Regions from separate parts of the Homo sapiens genome. Here all the other regions are linked to region 1. A link is a contact called in ENCODE Hi-C or POLR2A ChIA-PET data. All regions are on one chromosome and are shown on one strand. The core of a region is the stretch at or near the end of the contact, and the rest is flanking DNA. Distances in the headings are between cores, read along the strand shown. Region 1 holds the start of GFI1 (growth factor independent 1 transcriptional repressor). Region 2 holds the start of EVI5 (ecotropic viral integration site 5). Region 3 holds the start of RPL5 (ribosomal protein L5).

The links. Hi-C counts contacts between places; a loop is a spot of excess contacts on that map. ChIA-PET counts read pairs that join two places held with the same protein, here RNA polymerase II (POLR2A). Pooled maps may share reads with other maps.
Region 2: a map with no recorded cell type shows a loop between it and region 1 (15-fold over the local background). The contact joins the promoter of EVI5 here to the promoter of GFI1 in region 1. A Hi-C loop is called at or near these places in 14 of 37 single-sample maps with no recorded cell type and 7 of 50 pooled maps. POLR2A ChIA-PET finds 5 or more read pairs at or near these places in 2 of 52 experiments (both WTC11).
Region 3: a loop to region 1 is called in a map of heart left ventricle, with 4 times the contacts of the local background. The contact joins the promoter of RPL5 here to the promoter of GFI1 in region 1. A Hi-C loop is called at or near these places in 6 of 168 maps with a recorded cell type or tissue (CD4-positive, alpha-beta memory T cell, CD8-positive, alpha-beta T cell, IMR-90 and 2 more), 21 of 37 single-sample maps with no recorded cell type and 16 of 50 pooled maps. POLR2A ChIA-PET finds 5 or more read pairs at or near these places in 9 of 52 experiments (CD4-positive, alpha-beta memory T cell, H1, WTC11 and 5 more).

What each region holds. Positions count from the first base shown.
Region 1 is chr1:92,485,366-92,489,582 of GRCh38, forward strand. It overlaps GFI1 (growth factor independent 1 transcriptional repressor), which reads right to left and starts at 1,560. Exons shown (of 7, transcript NM_005263.5): 1 at 1,361-1,560. RefSeq lists silencers at 137-316, 517-566, 1,187-1,296, 1,387-1,596 and enhancers at 144-744, 667-816, 1,717-1,766.
Region 2 is chr1:92,783,174-92,787,447 of GRCh38, forward strand. It overlaps EVI5 (ecotropic viral integration site 5), which reads right to left and starts at 1,935. Exons shown (of 20, transcript NM_001350197.2): 1 at 1,663-1,935. RefSeq lists a silencer at 1,516-1,785 and an enhancer at 2,056-2,335.
Region 3 is chr1:92,829,182-92,833,289 of GRCh38, forward strand. It overlaps RPL5 (ribosomal protein L5), which reads left to right and starts at 2,859. Exons shown (of 8, transcript NM_000969.5): 1 at 2,859-2,936. The coding sequence starts at 2,934. It also overlaps a transcript of DIPK1A not described here. RefSeq lists enhancers at 2,608-2,657, 2,661-3,299, 2,828-3,147, 3,300-3,937.

The DNA of each region.
Region 1 (4,217 bases), core at 310-2,809:
TGCAGCTTGGACCCACGTTGGCTGGGAGCGGGACAGATGGGGGCGGGGTAACTGTCAGCGCCGGAGCTGGGTCTGGGCTGGCGCCACCAGAGACCAGGCGGACGCGGAGGCCGCCTCCCCACCCGGGCTGTAAGCCCACGCCTCTCTCGCACCCCGGCCCGCTTTGCTGGTTCCTGTGGGGAGCGACAGAGTTTGGAGGAGATAGGGGCCCCGGGGCCTGGGCCGAGCGCGTGGGAAGGCAACCCCGCGCTGCAGCTGGCGCGGGAGGTGGGGCGGCCCCTCCGCGCGCTCAGGCCTCTCCTCACCGTCCGGGCCCAGGAAGGAGGGAGCCGAGGGCGCTAAGGGGGCGTCCTCCCGAGCGCAGCTGCCGCCGCCTCCCCACCAGATGTTTCCTTCCCTGGTGGATTTGGCTCCCCTGCCGAACCACCAGACCGCCTGCTGCGCGCCCCCAGCTCCAGATTTCCAGTCACACTGCGCGGGTCGCGCCCTAACCCAGCTGCCGGAGCTCTCTGGGCTCCCGCACGGCGGTCCGCAGCAGGTGGGAAACCGCCCGCGCCCTCTGATCGCCCCCGCAGTGCCAGTGCTCTGCGAGTCCCCGCGGCCGCCCCCACCAGGGCAGGAGGCGCAGAACAGGCTCGGCGGACCTACCTGCGGAGTCACGGCGCGGGCACCGCGCTAGGAGAGTTTTCAAACGGAATCTTGCTTTCGGGAGAGACCGCTCTATCTCTCTGACTTAAAAAAAAAAAAAATTCTCCTTCCGAGCTCAGCCCCCAAAACCACAAGCTTCACTTCCTGAGCGTTACTGAGTCGCTCGCATAGCCCTCCCAGACCTGCTCCCAACCCCCGTCGGGCGGCCGGGCGCGCTCCTTTGCGCAAGTGGCCAGGCGGTGGGGGGCCTGGCCTTTCCAGCCCGTCCCGCGCGCCCCTTAGTAGTCCTCCCAGTTCTCTCCCTGTGGGTCGGCAGGGGATGGGGGAAATTGGAGGTCCGGACACTTAGGCACTAGAAATGACTTGAAAGAAAATGAACTATTCTTGGCTCCAGGGAGACTTCCGCAGCGAGAGAAGCCACAGATTGAGGACACAGATTGACTGGCGAGAGAGGGGTGGGGGGCGCCCCGCTCCGAGGACCCTCCCCGCCCCTCAGGCCTCGGTCACCCGCCCCCCCCACCCCCGACCCCGCCGCCTCCTAGGGCTGCACCACCCCCGGGTCGGGACCGTGAATCACCGGCCCGCGGTGCCGCCGGCCTGGAGCCCGGCGAGTGGCCACGGCGTCCGCAGAGCGAAACCTGCCCCGCAGGCCCCGAAATAGCTTGTTGTGGAAACACTTGGGGATAAATACGCCCAACGAGGCTGAAAATACCTTGACACCCAATCCGAGAGGTTTGCTCATTTCCCTTCGGATTTAGGTAATGGTTAAATTTGGAAGAGGTGGGCGAGCGCCGAGCCCCCGGCGGAGAGGGCCCTGGCGGCGCGTCCCGCGGGCGCCCGGCGGGACCGGTGGGCGCACCCTCCCTGCGCGGAGCTCGCCGGCTCTCGACCGGGTCCGCTCAGCCTTCGACTAATTTCCGGTGGTCGGAGCTGCAAAATTAAAGGCCGCGCGGGGGCAGCGCCGGCGGCTGCTAGGCTGACTCCGCCCTGCCGGGGCAAGCCAGGGAGAGCGGGACCTCGCACGCGGGCTCTGCCACCGCCTGAGGTCATACCCAGGCACTGGGTGTTGGCGGGAGCAGTAAAGCGCCATAAAAGCACCACTTGGATGACTATTGCAAAGTAAGCCTTCTTCGCTCGGATTCTATGTTTCATGAGGGTAGGCACTGGATCTTCATCTTTATGTCCTAGGCGGGCTCTTAACAAAAGGCTGTGGACTGAGTAAATGAATGAGTGGGGTTAATTAACTAATTAATTATATTAATAGAACAGGGGGAAAAAACTTAAAACCTAACTCATAGATACATGAACAAATGCAGCAACCTCCAACGCTAGACTGTATGCCATGACCCATAGTGTGTGGCCTGCTGTGTATACTCAAAGCCTACACCCTTTGCTCATTGGAGTGGATGGATGTTGTAGTCATGTTACTTTTCAAAATGAATTGACTTGGATTTTGATCACAACTTCGTGCACAATAGGCCTCCAATGTCAGACATGCACAAGGAGAAGAGAGTGGTGCTCCCCAGTTCTTGCAAAATAACTACCATGTTCTAGGTTAATCTTAAATTGTTATGGGGGGGGAAGCCCTTAAAGCTCTTTTTCTAGAAACAGTTTTTAAATTATTCTTATTTTGCACTGTAAATTTAAAATTTTGCAGGGAATATTTGGTTAGTATAGCAGTGCTTCGAGCATGTATTAATAAATTATACGTTTTGTTAAGCAATGACCTGTGCCCCTATTGTATGCCAGGCGCTGGGCAAATCTTGTCTGCCTAGCTGTCCTCCTTCATTTGCTCAACACATCCCTTCTTTATATATAAATGCAGAGGCAAGCAATTTTGGTCAGAAAGGAAAATTAAGGACATTTTGTTAATATTTTATTTCTTGTGTGCTTTGTCCTGGCCTAAGGTATAAAAATCTCACAGTAGTGCAAAAACAAATCTTTCCCTTATTCCCTTCTCTCCTACTCGATAGCAGAAAAAAACAAATTTTTAGAATAAAATTATAAATGGGACAAAATAAAATTTCTTATCAACCAAGTTCTAGAGAAATGGTTGGACTATTTCCTTTGCATATTAGCAAGTTCAAAGTCAAAATTTCTCGAAAAGGTGCTGTGACTATTTTATAGTTTAGTTGAGTGTTGCTGTTTGAAGTCTCAGAAAACTTGAGGGAGCCCATGAAGGGGGCAGATAAGCACCTTGAGCAGTGAGCAGTATCACCTTAGAATAAATCCCTTTCATTCAGATTTAGTCTAGTCATTTTGCTTTTCATTTGCCCTTCACAGACTCTTGGGATTTCTGAGTTTGAAAAAGAAAACTGAGAACTGGAACAGGGACACGCAGAAAGGAGCAGGTGGGAGGGAGATGGCACTGAATTTCCCTTTATGTCTTTTACATGTTGAACCATGTGTATGTAGTACTAACTCAAATAAATAAATACACATTTAAAAAGTATTTAACAAGTATTCAACACGTTTAAAAAGTATTTAACAATACTTTTTAACAACACAACACTCCCGGGTGTATAGTGTTGAAGTGTGACTCCCACACTTGGGGAAGAATAGGAGAAAGGTAAGAAGAGGGGAACCCAGAGAGGTTAAGAACCTTGCCAAGGACAGTGAAGAGCTAGGACTAGAAATAACGATACAATGAACCCATCTCTGACTTCCTGCTACTCCAAACTACCTCTTGCTTCTATTAAACTAAGGGCAAAGAGAATAAGCCACCCCTCCATGAACATTTTTAGAAGCTACAAATACTCCCTCTCCCTCCATATATTCCTTTGGAATTGAAATAGATCTAATGGTAAGCAAAATGTATACCTGAGGCACAATTTTCTATAAATAGGGTCTTTCCAAAGGAATAATTTTACATTTACTGCCTTTTCAATAATTTGAAACTAATTGTTTCAAATATTTAGAAACTAATTGTTTCTAAATAGCAATAATAATGTATCTGTCGATGCCAAATAACAACTGACCTTCTCATACCACAAACATTTCCAAGCCTTGGCCAGTAGCCCATTTATTTCAAGCAGCCTCTCATAGATCAGAATTTCCCTACAACAGAAGATTTGAGACATTAAAAAAAAAAAAGTGGAGATGGAGTCTCGTTATGTTGCCTAGGCTGGTCTCAAACTCCTGGCCTCAAATGATCCTCCTGCCTCAGCCTCCCAAAATGCTGGGATTACAGGCGTGAACCACTGTGCCTGGCTGAGACATTTTCAAAAAGAAAATTGTAACAGGATATTACCAGTATCTTGTTTATTTTTTCACAAAGCTTTACAATTATGATCTCTGTCCTTTGTGGGACGGCATGGGAAAAGTGGGTGATCCTGAAACCCCAGGGAGGGGCAATACCCCCATTTCCAGAATACATTTCTATGTTTGCCTCATTTGATTCTCACCATGATGATACCAGGAAGGGAAAAAAGAGTTCAGGCATTCAAAAGCTAGTAAGATGTGATTGTCAATCTCTGTTCTGCTAGTACCAGCTTTGAGACCTTGGATAAGTTAGCTCAACTCTCAGCCTGTTTCTCACCTGTAAAGTCGGAATACTGGTACCTACCACG
Region 2 (4,274 bases), core at 685-3,184, 300 kb after region 1:
CTAAGATTTATTTGACACAAAGTTCTCGGAAATCGTAGTTATCATTTTAGAACAGAAAAAAGACCACCTGGGCCAGGTGCGCTGGCTCACGCCTGTAATCCCAGCACTTTCGAAGGCCGAGGCGGGCAGATCATTTGAGGTCAGGAGTTCGAGACCAGCCTGACCAACACGGTGAAACCCCGTTTCTACTAAAAATACAAAAAAAAAAAAATTAGCCGGGCGTGGTGATGTACGCCTGTAATCCCAGCTACTCGGGAGGCTGAGGCAGGAGAATATATCCAGCCTAGGCAACAGAGTGAGACTCAGCCTTAAAAAAAAAAAAAAAAAAAAAAAAGAAAAGAAAAGAAAAGAAAAAGAAGGCCGGGCACGGTGGCTCACGCCTGTAACCCCAACACTTTGGGAGGCTGAGGCGGGTGGAACACGAGGTCAAGAGATCAAGACCATCGTGGCCAACATGGTGAAACCTCATCTCTACTAAAAATACAAAAATTAGCTGGGAGTGGTGGCGCGCGCCTGTAGTCCCAGCTACTCGCGGGGCTGAGGCAGGAGAATTGCTTAAACGCAGGAGGTGGAGGTTGCAGTGAACCAACGTCGCCACTGCACTCCAGTCTGGCGACAGAGCGAGACTCCCTGTCAAAAAAAAAAAAAAAAAAGAAAAGAAAAGAAAAAGAAAAAGAGCTTCTGGTACACTGGTGAAATTCTACTAACAAAATTTTAAAACAAAAAAAGTTACTTACATCAGCTCAGAACAAAGATTAAAAACTACCAGCAGATCACTTTTCTTTAACTTCAGTAAGCACTGGAATTCATTCTTTCGGCAAAGAAAGGAGTTTATTATTCAACACTGTAACCCAAAGAAAAGATACCACTTCAAGAAAATACTTCTTTTCGAAAGCAGCTCTACCAGCAATAGATAGGAGGAAAGCGAGGAAACCATTCCAAAAGGCTTGGTTTAACTCTTGGGTGAAAGGATGCCAAATGAGATGATCTAAGAAGCCCCAAAGACAGACAGACAGACAGACACAGGGAAATCACAGCAACTCTTTTGAGTGGAAACACCAACACCACAATCCAACCTACCGGAAATCCTGAGGTTAATTTGAGGCTTGCCCCACTAGTCATAAGGTGATTCAGGAATGGCTACAAACTCTTCTCAAGTTCATTCTGGACCTGGCACATCTGTCTTGCCCATCAGCAGCCTGGAGACACGCCATGCGCAGAATCCCGGAGGCCAAGTAAAGACGCCAACTTTGCAAGTCAGGGGGGCGAGTGCTCTCGCCCCTCAGGTCCCCAAAGGGAACCGACTTCTGGCCTCGAGGGTGGGGTGCAGGGTCAGTGTCCTCCACGGGATTTACGAGGACGTGCCCCCGAAGCTGCTCCGTCCCTCCACCGCCCTGGGACGCCACAGTTAGACCCGCCGACGAGTTTCTTCCCCAGCGCCCACGAGAAGGAGGGCTGCGGGCGGCGGCGGCGGCGACAGGCGAGGAAGCGAGTGCAGGGAACTTAGGCCCTGGCGGGGCCAGGCGCGCCCGCCCCGCTCCCACAGCAAAACTTGCGGCGGCCCCCGCCCGCCGCGCCTCGGCCCAGCTGTGCGCCAGCGGAACACGGACTCACCGCCCGCCCGGCCTCCCGGCCCGCCCGGCCTGGCGCAGCGCCCCTCACCTTGGAAACGTTGAGTAGACTTCGCCGTAAACATTAACTTCCCATCCAGCCGGCAGCCGCGCCGCCGCGTCTCAGCGCCTCGGCCCCGCTCCTGGCTCCACGGGTCGCCCGTCCCGAGTTCCCAAAAGCACCACGCTCACTCAGAAGCTCAGGGCCGCCTCGCGACCCTCACCTACCCCTCCCGGCACCGCCGCTGTCGGAACTGCAGCCAGCCCCTTGCCAGCTGGCCAGCTGGTTCCTCCGGGGTCCGGCCCGGCCGCGTCAGGAGAGCCCAAGGCGCAGGCGCGGGAGGGCCTTAAAGAGACCCGGCAGCCTCTACCGCAGAATGGGTTGGAGCAGGTTAGGGGCCGGGCGGGCCGGCCGAGAAAAGGAGAAGGCGAAGGGATTGGACGGAGTGCAGAGGAGGCGGGGAAATCGCTCTCGCCCTCCGCCTCTCTTTCAAAGCACCAGCCTTCAGTCCTGCAAGTCGCCGACTTCCCCGGCCACTGGAACCGCCCCTTCCATGTTAAAACGGTAGAAGACACACCCCCTCGGGGGCCCGAAGCGACCCCGAGCTTAGGACTGCAGGCCTCGCGCTGCCGCACCGACGCGGAGCCTGACTTTCAGGGCCCTGGCACGCGGTGCTGACGCGCATGCTTCGGAAGGCAGCCCCGAGCTCCCCCAGAGGTGGCCTTAGGGCACTCGCAAAAACAATAATCAACGCGTAAATGACACTTGTAATTGTAATGTACTCTTACACGTGTCTTCGCATTGGGTTTATGCAGACTACTGCAGGGGGCAGAACATGGGCACGAATACGTAAGATTCAGCCGGGCAGCCCTCCAGCGTCAACGAAGACATTCTTAGAAGGAAAGTACTTTGTTTGGGACGGAAACAGCCTATTAATTTCTGGTCCAGGAAAAGCAGGCAAGAAAAAGTAAAAAGGCAATACAGATTACTTTCATTATATGTTTAGAAGTGACAGCCGGGCGCGGTGGCTCACACCTGTAATCCCAACACTTTGGGAGGCCGAGGCGGGCGGATTGCCTGAGGTCAGGAGTTGGAGACCAATCTGGCCAACATGGTGAAACCCCGTCTCTACTAAAAATACAAAAAAAAAAAATAGCCCGGCGTCGTGGCGTGCGCCTGTACTCCCAGCCAAGCTACTCTGGAGGCTGAGGCAGGGGAATTGCTTGAACCACGGAGGTGGAGGTTGCAGTGAGCCAAGATCGCGCCACTGCACTCCAGCCTGGGCGACAGAACGATACTCTGTCTCAAAAAAAAAAAGGGACAAAAATTATAATAATTAGCAGCACAAGAAACTCCGGAATTATTTGTCTAGAAATTAGTATCCCTATTTTTAAATTTAAATTTATAAGACAGAATTCGCAGATGGGTTTCCACTGAACTAAGCATTTCAGAAAAAAAAAAAAAAAAAAACCTTACTTTTTTTTCAACAAGATTAGGAAATACCAAGAAATAGGAAGTAAAGCCATGCCCTCCACCCAGCTAAAAACTTTGAAAACTTGAACTTTTATCTGAGGCATATGTTTGCATAACTTTAGGTTGTGCCATTATTTAAAGAAATTTCAATTAACAATTTTATTGCAACTCAATCCTTGTATAAGAAAACTAAGCTACATCCTTGATAATGTACCTCTCCCCTCTTATATTCCATCCGTCAGCAAATTCTATTGGTTTTTCCCTTACAAATGGTCCTTGAATCTGTCCTCTCCTATTTCCTCCATCACCACCCTAGTCTAGGCTACCTTCACCTGGGGAGTGGGGGTGGAGGGATTACTGACCTAGTCTTCTTGTGGTTTACCCATATTCCCTTTATCCCCTCTCTAATCTCAACACAACAGGCAGAGTGACTTTTTCAAAATAACAGTGTGACCCTGTCACTTCCCAGCCTAAACCACTTAAACACTTTCCCATTCTCTTAGAAAAAACCCTCCTAACTAACCAAGCCCTGAATGGCCAGGTGCCTTGCCCACCTCTCCACCTCTTCTCACTGCTCAGACCAATTCCACCCTGCTGTCTGTGCTCCAGCCACGCTAGCCTCTTTTATTCCCTATTTACCGGCTTCCTGGCCTCAACAGAGCTTTTACTCATGCTTTGCTCTGTGCCCAGAAAGTTCTCCCAGTCCTCATCCTTTGACAACGGCTCTAGTATCCACCTCTGAGAAGCATCTTCTGACCTCCCTATGGTGGTCTCTTACTCCTTTCACATCGCATGAAACTGTAATTGGGTAGTTATATTGGTGAATTTTTTACTATTAGCTCCTTAAGTCCAGGATTTGATTTTGTTTGTTTCATGGTTGTATTTTCATATTTGTTAAATATATATTTGTTCAGTAAATGAAAATTATAGATGCTAAAACTTAAACTAAATTTGGCATAAAGTCAGAGAAAGGTAAAATGTCACCATCTGACATTTGGAATCAGAATCTAAAAACTTCAGTTATGTTAAAACTGATTTTATATCATTTTAGCTGGGTTGTCACAAGATTCTTTGGGTAACCTTTAAAACAGTTCTCAAAGAGCCTTTTGTAAGCACCTGAATTAATAATGATAAGACATGGGATGGCCCACATAAAACTAATAACATTGATTGCTTCAAGAGAGGAAGAC
Region 3 (4,108 bases), core at 1,609-4,108, 350 kb after region 1:
TCTCTCTCTTTACATGCACATATATGTGTATGTATATACACACATGTAATTTTCTTCCTAAGCCATTTACTGGGACCAAGTTGCAGAAATAATGCCCACTACTCCAAAATAGTTCAGTGTGTATTACCTTAAAAAAAAAAAAGAACTCTCATTCATAACCAGTCTACCTATGAAAATCAGAATTTAGCCAGGCTTGGTGGCTCACACCTGTAATCCCAGCACTTTGGGAGGCCAAGGTGGGGGGTGGATCATCTGAGGTCAGGAGTTCGAGACCAGCCTGATCAATATGGAGAAACCCCGTCTCTACTAAAAATACAAAATTAGCCGGGCATAGTGGCACATGCCTGTAATCCTAGCTACTCGGGAGGCTGAGGCAGGAGAATCGCTTGAACCCAGGAGGCAGAGGTTGTGGTGAGCCGAGATTGCGCCATTGCACTCCAGCCTCAGCAACAAGAGCGAAACTCCATCTCAAAAAAAAATCAGAATTTAACATTGATTCATTACTATCACCTAATCCAGACTTCAGTAAAGTTTCACCGATTGTTCTGACAATGTCCTTTGAACAAAAGAAATACAAAGACTTCTTATTTCCCTTTTTCCTTTCTTGTCCAGGATGCAATATGGAATCACACATTGCATACAGTTGTCATGTCACTTTGGTCTCTTTCAGTCTGGAATATTGTTTAGGCTTTCCTTATCTTTCATGATCTTGTCATTTTTGAAGAGTACAGGCCAGTTACTTTGTAGAATTATCTAAATCTGGATTTACGTGTAGTTTCATCATGATTAGATTTGGTTGGTACATATTAGATAACTATTTTAGATTAGATTATGTAAATTTGGTAGGAAGTGTTTTGTGTTCTTCTCAGTGCATCAGGAGGCATATAATGTTAATTTATTTTTTCTTTGCTTTCCTTTTTCTTTTTCCCTAGAGATAGAGGTCTTCTTATGTGCCCAGGCTGGTCTCGAACTCCTGGGCTGAAGTGATCCTCCTGGCTCAGCCTCCCAAAATGTTGGGATTACAGGTGTGAACCTATAATGTTAATTCATCCCACTATTGGTGGTTTTTTAACTTTTACCACTTGAATAAGATGCTGTTGGCTGAGGATGCTGGACAATTACCCCCTAGCTCCTGGTGTCACCAACTGCACTGGCTGAACCAGCCATGCTAGCCACAGACCCCTGACTGTGACCAAGGGGAATAGGTATACATATTTTTAATTTTCTTGTTATGGATTTATAAGGTAAGAAGGAGAGGGATAAGGATGATAAAGTATATTTAATTTAACATGTTGTTTGTTTCATAACTTCTTTTTTTGGATTTTATTTTTTATAGAGACAGGGGCTCACCAAGTCTCCCAGGCTGGTCCCGAACTCCTGGGTTTAAGTGATCCTCCTGCCTTGGCCTCCCAAAATGCTGGGATTACAGGCCTGAGCCAGCACATCCAGCCTGCTTCATGACTTCTTTCTTTTTTTTTTTTTTTGAGACGGAGTCTCACTGTCGCCAGGCTGGAGTGCAGTGGTGTGATCTCGGCTCACTGCAACCTCTGCCTCCTGGGTTCAAGCGATTCTCCTGTCTCAGTCTCCCGAGTAGCTGGGACTACAGGTGCGTGCCACCATGCCCGGCTGGTTTTTGTATTTTTAGCAGAGATGGGGTTTCACCATGTTGTCCAGGATGGTCTCGATCTCTTGACCTCGCGATCCGCCTGCCTCGGCCTCCCAAAGCGCTGGGATTACAGGCGTGACCCACCGCACCTGGCCTGAGCTACCGTGCCCGGCCCACAACTTCTAAATATTCAGATGAATAGTATGTGGGTCTTCCTATGAACCCTTGCCCTAAAACATGCAGAAGTTAGGAGTCGGCCTGTTTCCAGGCAGACTTTCCTTCCTGATGCTTTTGCCTCCAGTGTAAGCAGGGCCTGACCAAGACATGGAGCACCTTTGGTAGGCTAATAACTTGATAATCCACCAAAATGAAGGTTTTTAAATATTTTCTATAAATACGAATTGAATACCTCTTTCTTTACCCTTTCAAAGGTGGCTCCACAAAAGTAGAATCACACTTCCTGTGAAAAGTGTTTTAAGTTTTCTCCTCTAGAGCTCTGTTGACATCGGCCATAGCGAACTCTGTTTATTTTTCCTATTATATAAGGAATTACAAGTTGGAATCAGAAGTAATTGGCATCCTAATCCTGATTTATTCTAGTGGCAGTGTTTTGGAGTCACTTAACCCTGTCATCCTGGTTGGCCGTCCCTTCTCCCAGCTCTAACGGTGAGCAGCTGATACCCTGCTAGGTGCTGGAGAGTCAGAGGTGGACATCAGGGCCCACCTCGAAAAGTTGACAGTCTGTGGTGGGCTGAAGCCAGTAGAAAGCTGCTGTAGGAAGGCAGAGGAGTGGCCCCTATCCCAGGCTTGGGGCTCTCAGGGAAGGCTTCCTGGGGGTGAGATGGGAGGGTGGGTCCATATGCTCTTGGACCAGAATGAGTAGCCCAGAGAAGGCAAGAGGGCTCCCAAGCAAACTTGTCCTATTTAATTTTTTTTTTTTTTCCTGCTTAGAAAAGCAAAATGCGTTATGAACAAAACAAAACAAAACAAAACAAAACAAAACAAAACAAAACAAAACAAAACGCTGTAGCAAAGAAAGCGAAAGGCTCCAGTAATCCTCCCTGCTCCTCCTCACCGCACGGATCCTGTGAGATACCCCGAGCATTGGAACCTGGAGAGCTTGGGCAGGCATTCACCCTCCTTCCAGCAGGGGGCGGAACGTAAAACGCCTTGTGGCCGACGCCCTCTCTCTTTCACACGTCACTGGCGTGACCGTCCGCGCTACATACTGCGCCTGCGCAAGGGCTGTGGCCCTTTTCCCACCCCCTAGCGCCGCTGGGCCTGCAGGTCTCTGTCGAGCAGCGGACGCCGGTCTCTGTTCCGCAGGATGGTGAGTGGATGCCTCGGTCTCGGGGCTTTAGATGCATGGAGGTTCCCTTTTCTTGCCCGTATGCCAGCCTAGGGCCCGTCTCGCGCGTCGCAGGGGCCGGATGGCGTTAGATTGCTAGCTCTGACTTGGTCGAGGTGCAGTTCCCAGCGTGGCCTTAAATGGCTGCCGCCCGGTGCGCGAACTTGGGGGGAGGGGTTGGCGAAGAAGGGTTGCGTGAGCTTGGACGGCGGATTGGGGAGAAGGGTGAGTTTAGTAGACAGCCTGAGTGCGGATACTGCCGTCTAGTGTGAGGGGGCGCTGGCAAGCGGCCGGGCGTGAGAGGTCGCAAGCAGTCGACCTCAGCCTAGCTGGGGAACGCCAGAATGGAGGGGGGCTGCAGGTCCTCGGGTCCCACTCGACCTCCGAGTACCGAGTACTTCGTGGGTTTTCCAGGAGAATGTCGGAGCCGGCAAGTCTTAGATTTAGGAAGCTTGTGCCCGTGGGCTGAGCAAGTGGCTTTTAAGCCAAAATTGTCAGTGGAGCTTGGAGGCCGAGGGGTCCCTGGGCCCCGGAAGCTCCTTTAACATGGAATACGTGCCTCCTGCCTCTTCCTCTAGAGTCCGTCGCCGGATGAGTTTTTAATTATTGGGGTAGGGCCCCAAGGGTGGGATGAAATGTTGCTTTAGCTGATGGGGAACAGTGCTGTTTTAGTGGGGGAATTACTGCTGAATGTGCTCTTGCCCAGTTAAGCTTTGTGGCAGGTAATTTAGGCTTTTGAAAAACATAACATGGGAAGCGAGAGAGGTACGTAGTTGTTATTTGAGGCTAGGTTTTCGAAGTGGGACATAGCGTGTTCCGAACAAACCGACGTTTGGCATCACTGATTGCTGTCTGGAGCAGTGCTTCGCAAAAGTTTGGCACAATTACCGGTGCTGGTCCTTGAAGAAACAAATATGGAAATTGAAAGCGTTTAAAACCTTTTGAAAGCAATATAACAATAATTTTATACCTGTTAAATGTAATAAATTGGGGCCTGCATTTTGTATGTTTCTTTTATTCCATATTTCTCTAAGGATTCATTTTTATTGTTTTATGAAACTACTAGTCTGTGACATGGAAGGTAGAGGAAAAAGATTCTTGACCCTAGTTGCTTGTGAAACCTGGGATTCTACAAGTGACAGTTGTCTGTTTAC